2 separate regions of the Homo sapiens genome follow, and region 1 is linked to region 2. A link is a contact called in ENCODE Hi-C or POLR2A ChIA-PET data. All regions are on one chromosome and are shown on one strand. Each heading gives the region's core, a stretch centred on a gene start or an enhancer-like site at or near the end of the contact. The rest is flanking DNA. Distances are from core to core; before and after follow the strand shown. Region 1 overlaps DENND5A (DENN domain containing 5A). Region 2 holds the start of AKIP1 (A-kinase interacting protein 1).

Region 1 (3,165 bases), core at 200-2,699, 320 kb after region 2:
CTGGGATTACAAGTGTGAGCCACACCCAGCCTCTTATGCTTTCTTCTTGTTAATTTGTCTTTTGTTGCAGAAGTGTCAGCCATTGAACCTTAAGATGGGTGAGGAAAGGTATCACATCTTTCTGCCCTTACTGTAGAAACACTAAGGGCATCTTTTCCATAAATCTCAATTTCTTCATCTATAACATGAGGAGAACAATACCTAAGCCAGGCACAGTGGCTCACATCTGTAATCCCAGAATTTTGGGAGGCCAAGGCGGGTAGATCACCTGAGCCTAGGAGTTCAAGACTAGCCCAGACAACATAGGGAGACCGGTCTCTACAAAGAAATAGAAAAATTAGGCATGGTGGCACACATTTGTAGTCCCAGCTGCTAGGGAGGCTGAGATGGGAAGATCACTTAAGCCTGGAGGTCTAGACTGCAGTGAGCAGTTAGCGTGCACTCTAGCCTGGGTGACAGAGCAAGACCCTCTGTCAAAAACAAAACAAACAAACAAAAAAAACCCAAAAAACTACCTACCTCATCAGCCTATTGAGAGGAATGAATGAGTTAACATATGTAAAGCATATGGGACACATTTGTATTGAGCATAAGAGGTACTCAACAAATATTAGCTCCTTTCTTTCCAAAAGGTCTGTCATACATGCAAGAGTTATCTCAAAATCTTTAGCCATGAAAACAGGACACATAAATGTGCTAGAAGTTACCAAATGTTTCCTAACATGCAAACCTCTACTGCACTAAAGTGGCAACACATATCTGTTTCACAGAATGTATACCACGGCAGAGCCCACAGCAGCAAACGTGGCTATACTAAGAACACTGACAAGTCCGCAAATTCAGATTTCAAACCACAACTTATAAGGGACCACCCAGCAGCCTCTTCTTCCCCATAGCACATAAGCAGATTTAAGACTCTGGGAGCCAGGCTGGGCGCGGTGGCTCACGCCTGTAATCCCAGCACTTTGGGAGGCAGAGGCAGGCAGATCACCTGAGGTCGGGAGTTGGAGACCAGCCTGACCAACATAGAGAAACTCCATCTCTACTAAAAATACAAAAGTTGCAGGGAGTGGTGGCGCATGCCTGTAATCCTAGCTACTCAGGAGACTGAGGCAAGAGAATCACTTGAACCCAGGAGGCAGAGGTTGCAGTGAGCCGAGATCGCGCCATTGCATTCCAGCCTGGGCAACAAGAGCGAAACTCCGTCTCAAAAAAAAAAAAAAAAAGACTCTGGGAGCTTCCTGTTAGTTTACCCTCAGTAACATAAGAGAAAGTTTCCTTTACTTTTAAGAACTTTTATAGTAATAAATTCTCTCTCTTTTTTTTTAACAGACTTTCCTAACCACTAAAATTTTACCAACTGGTACTATATCAAAGCACAAAGACTAGCATTTGTTTTATCAAATCTGCATTAAAAGCACTGTATTGGTCATATCAAAGCCTTTTTGTACTTCAGGCCCAGCTGTGACAGCAATGGTAATGTTTCTCTTTCACTTGCAGAATGCTGAAAAACGGCCAAGAAAAAAAAATGGGGAAGCTTTTTTTCAGGCAGTACAGAGTAGTGTTAACAGCAGACTGTTTAAGAAAATTAATTAGCCCTAGGACTGTAGATCTAAATATGAAAGGTAAAAAAATAAAGCCTTTAGAAGAAAACACAGAACATCTTCATGATCCTGCAATAACAAAGATATAAAATGCACTAAACATTAAGAGAGAAAAACGTATAAATTGTACATTACAATTTAAAACTTTTGTTCCTTGAAAGTCGCCATTAAAAGAATGAAAACGCACAGATTACAAGAATATATTTGCACTATATATATATGAAATGAACAAAAAAGACATATCTAGAACATATAAAGAACTGCATTAAATCAATAAAGAAAAAAAGATCACTCAAAGAAAAACAGCAAAAGCCCTGAATAGATACTTCAAAAAAGACATATAAATGCCTAATAAACTTTTGAGAGGTGCTCAACTTCATTAGTCATCCAGAAAATTCAAATTTAAATAATACAATACTATTATATAACCACCAGAATAGCTAAAATGAAAAGAAAATGCCAAGAGTTGGTAAGGATAGGGAGTAACCTACACTGTCGTGCACTGCAAGTGGGAATGTAAACTGGTACAATCACTATGGAAAACTGTCTGGCAGCACCTACTAAAGCTGAACATGCGTATACCTATGACCCAGCAATTCCACTCCTGAGCATATACCCAACAGACCAAAAGCCATGTTCACGAAAAGGCACATACAGGAATGTTCATAACATGTCACTATTGTAATACTCAAAAACTACAAACTACCCATGAGCCTATCAACTGCAGAATTAACAGATAAGGTGTGGTAAAGTCACACAATGGCAAACTCTACAGCAGTGAGAACGACCAACCTAAAACTATACACAATATGAATGAACCTCTCAAATATATTGTACAAAAGAATCCAAACACAAGAGTTCACCATATATAATTACATTTATATAAAGTACAAAGACATGAAAAACTATGCTGTTAGAAGTCAAAATACTGGTTACCTGTGGTGAGTGGGAAGGCAAATAGTGACTGAAGTAGACTACTTCTTGCTCACATCCTAAGAAATTCAAGACAGCCAGTCGCAGGGGCTCACGCCTATAATCCCAACACTTTGGGAAGCCGAGGCAGGCGGATCACGAGGTCAGGAGTTCGAGACCAGCCTGGCCAGCATCGTGAAACCTCGCCTCTACTAAAAATACAAAAATTAACTGGACATGGTGGTGGGTGCCTGTAATCCCAGCTACTCAGGAGGCTGAGGCAGGAGAATTGTTTGAACCCAGGAGGCAGAGGTTGGAGTGAGCTGAGATCGCGCCATTGCACTCTAGCCTGGGCGACAGAGCGAGACTCTGTCTCAAAAAAAAAAAAAAAAAAAGAAATTCAAGACCCACCCTTTAGACCCTCTGGAGTGGGTTGAATGGTGGCCCCAAAAAAGGTATGTCCACATCCTAATCTCCAGAAGCTATGAATGTTATCTTACTTGGAAAAAGGATCTTACAGATGTAGTCAAAAATATTGAGATGAGATCATCCTGGAGTAGTTGAGTGTACCCAAAATACCATGATAGGTATCCCTAAAATAATAGACACAGAGGAAAAGATACACATGAAGGTGAAGGCAATGAGAAGA
Region 2 (2,888 bases), core at 360-2,859:
CCCTTATTGAAGGAAATGTTTTGGAATACCAATAAAATGAAAAAAAAATCATCTCAAGAATAATGTAGGGTTTCACTCACTGTTATTCTTTTTTATAAGGGGAAAGCAGGAAATTTGCAAAAGTTAAGTAGCATAGAAGGAGGTCGTATTGGTCGGCTACTACTCACCTGGTACCTGATAATTGCTCATCAAGCCATCTGTTGAGACTAGGTGAGGATGGAGTTTCTCTCCTTTTTCATGAACCACAGAGGAGACTTAAAGGAGGATTTATTTGTGTTCCTTAAAGTGACCCCCACTGAGCGTGTCCCTCAAAGTGGACCTTCCTAAGCATCGGCGCTTTGCTTTGCGCTGGGTGGTGCGGCTGAGTCACTAATTAGCAGTGAGAGCCTGGGCTGTATCTCCTACCAAATAACCAGCGGAGTGGAGTGACAGGTCCTTACTTAAACATGGTTTAAGTAAGCATTCACAGTTCCTTACTTAAACATGGTGCAGTCTTCCTAAAAGATGGAGTCAGACCCCAAGAGAACAGGTCTCCAAAAATATGTGAATCCGTACTTCCCACTGGAGGGGAGAGAGAGCTGCGCTGAGGGATTATGAGAGACCCTACAACTTCTCAGGCGCCCCCTGCCCCGGGGGCCAGGAACATCTGCAGACAGCCCCGCCTCCGTCTCGCCTCAATCCCGAGCTGTTCCCTTCTCCAAAGGCCACCTTGGCAGCCACACAGTTTGGCCTAATCACCTCCTCAAACAAGAGTAGCGACACCCCAAAATGTAGACCAAGCAGAAAGAGGCGCGGGAGGCACTTGCCTTATTCCCCATGATGTTTTTGTTTTGAGACGAAGTCTTCCTCTGTCGCCCAGGCTGGAGTGCAGTGGCGCGATCTCGTCTCACTGCAACCTCCGCTTCCCGGGTTCAAGCGATCCTCCCACCTCGACCCTCCCGAGTACCTGGGACTACAGATGCGCGCCACCACTCCTCCTACTGTGTGTGTGTGTGGACACGGGTTGTCGCTATGTTGCCTACCTAGCTGGTACCCCATAACCACTCCTGGCTAGTGTGTGTGTGTGTGTGTGGACACGGGTTGTCGCTATGTTGCCTACCTAGCTGGTACCCCATAACCACTCCTGGCTAGTGTGTGTGTGTGTGTGTGTGTGTGTGTCTACACGGGTTCTCGCTATGTTGCCTACCTAGCTGGTACCCCATAATTTTTTAGCTCAACAGGAGACCTGCCTTTATACCCACCAAGTTAAGCAGCGCAGTAGCCCTCTAAGGGCCAGCCCCACGCCCAGAGGCTCCTCTGACAGCGTGGACAGATGCCCTGGGCTGCTGGCTCGACTCAGTCCTCAGCCCCCAGCCCCCGACCCCCGACCCCCGGCCCCCGACCCCCGACCCCCGGCCCCCAGCGCCCGGCGCCCCGCCTCCAGCGCTCAGCAGTTAACCAGGCAACTCGCGCGCAGACGCCAAGGCTGGGACGCAGAAGGCGTGTTTGGCCGCCCAGCCGCCCCGCCTCCCCCACTTCTCCCGCCTCTCCCGCCTCTCCCGCCTTCCGCCAATGGCCCAGCTGCGCCGGCGCCGCCGGGAGCGCTAGGCCTGGTCCCTCTTCCTAGAATAGCGTTGCGCGCATGCGCCTTGACGAGTGAGCCGGGTGAGGGGGCTCCCTAAGTAGCGGAAGGGGTAGATGAAAATGGAAGGGGCGGGCGCGCTAGGCCTAGTCCTGGCTGGGCTCCCGCTGGAGTGTGCGTTGGGGGCGGACCAGGAGCGGTGGTCTCCAGGGAGGTCGAGGCTGGGGCTCCCACCCGGATTTGGAGCAGGGTCGCCGCGGCCCAGCTGACCCGCCGGCGTTTGTACGTTGTGTGCCCACTCAGGGAGCCATGGACAACTGTTTGGCGGCCGCAGCGCTGAATGGGGTGGACCGACGTTCCCTGCAGCGTTCAGCAAGGCTGGCTCTAGAAGTGCTGGAGAGGGCCAAGAGGAGGGCGGTGGACTGGCATGCCCTGGAGCGTCCCAAAGGCTGCATGGGGGTCCTTGCCCGGGAGGCGCCCCACCTAGAGAAACAGCCGGCAGCCGGCCCGCAGCGCGTTCTCCCGGGAGAGGTGAGGGTCGCTGTGCCGGGGGCCGCCCCAGTCCTTCGCGCCGCGGTAGCCCGCTGGGAGCCAGGGGTGCGCAGCGCAGAAGCAGCTGAGGAAACCTTCCCTTAGCGGAAGCTGGAAAGGATCAGAACAATGAATGGAAAAGTCCTTTCAAAACGCTTTACATTTGACAGATTCTTGTTGGGTAGCTGTAGAATAACGGTAGTGTTCAGCCCTGGTTGGTTACTTAAAAAAAAAAAAAAAAATTAGCCGGGCGCGGTGGCTCATGCCTGCAATCCCAGCACTTTGGGAGGCCGAGGCGGGCGGATCACCTGAGGTCGGGAGTTCGAAAGCAGCCTGACCAACATGGAGAAATCCCGTCTCTACTAAAAATACAAAATTAGCCGGGCGTGGTGGCGCATGTCTGTAATCCCAGGTACTAGGGAGGCTGAGGCAGGAGAATCGCTTGAACCCGGGAGGCGGAGGTCGCGGTGAGCCGAGATCGCGCCATTGCACTCCAGCCTGGGCAACAAGAGCGAAACCTCCGTCTCAAAAAAAAAAAAAAAAAAAAAATCTTACAGCTATCATCTGATAGTAGAGGAAAGCCTGCAAGCCTGTCTCTTAGATCCTGGATAAATTGCATGTCTATCTTTTAGAGTTGGAATTCTTTCTCAATAACATCGTTCTTTCTGACATAAACTTGCAGAGCCTTTCCAAAAGTAAAAAGGAGACTATTTCCAAAATGGCTTCATTCTCCAGTAGGGAATCCTAGAGCTAACCTGTGACGTGCCATTTATTCAAATAGAGAGAAGAGAGACCC

What was found. A loop is a pair of places that touch in the nucleus more often than their neighbours do. ChIA-PET counts read pairs that join two places held with the same protein, here RNA polymerase II (POLR2A). Pooled maps may share reads with other maps.
Region 1: a loop to region 2 is called in a pooled map, with 2.4 times the contacts of the local background. The contact joins the enhancer-like site here to the promoter of AKIP1 in region 2. A Hi-C loop is called at or near these places in 1 of 37 single-sample maps with no recorded cell type and 1 of 50 pooled maps. POLR2A ChIA-PET finds 5 or more read pairs at or near these places in 1 of 52 experiments (GM12878).

Annotation. Positions count from the first base shown.
Region 1 is chr11:9,230,507-9,233,671 of GRCh38, forward strand. All of the region lies in intron 1 of DENND5A (DENN domain containing 5A), which reads right to left. Among named protein-coding and RNA genes, the nearest start is that of DENND5A, 33 kb to the right of the region's middle. RefSeq lists an enhancer at 1-529. Within about 2 kb of position 1,450, at least 3 of the 41 ENCODE cell types and tissues checked have a DNase peak (open chromatin) inside an H3K27ac peak, as active enhancers do.
Region 2 is chr11:8,909,580-8,912,467 of GRCh38, forward strand. AKIP1 (A-kinase interacting protein 1) reads left to right here and starts at 1,610. Exons shown (of 6, transcript NM_020642.4): 1 at 1,610-1,644; 2 at 1,865-2,092; 3 at 2,874-2,888. The coding sequence starts at 1,871. It also overlaps a transcript of DENND2B not described here. RefSeq lists a silencer at 1,375-1,654 and enhancers at 1,745-1,814, 1,825-1,914.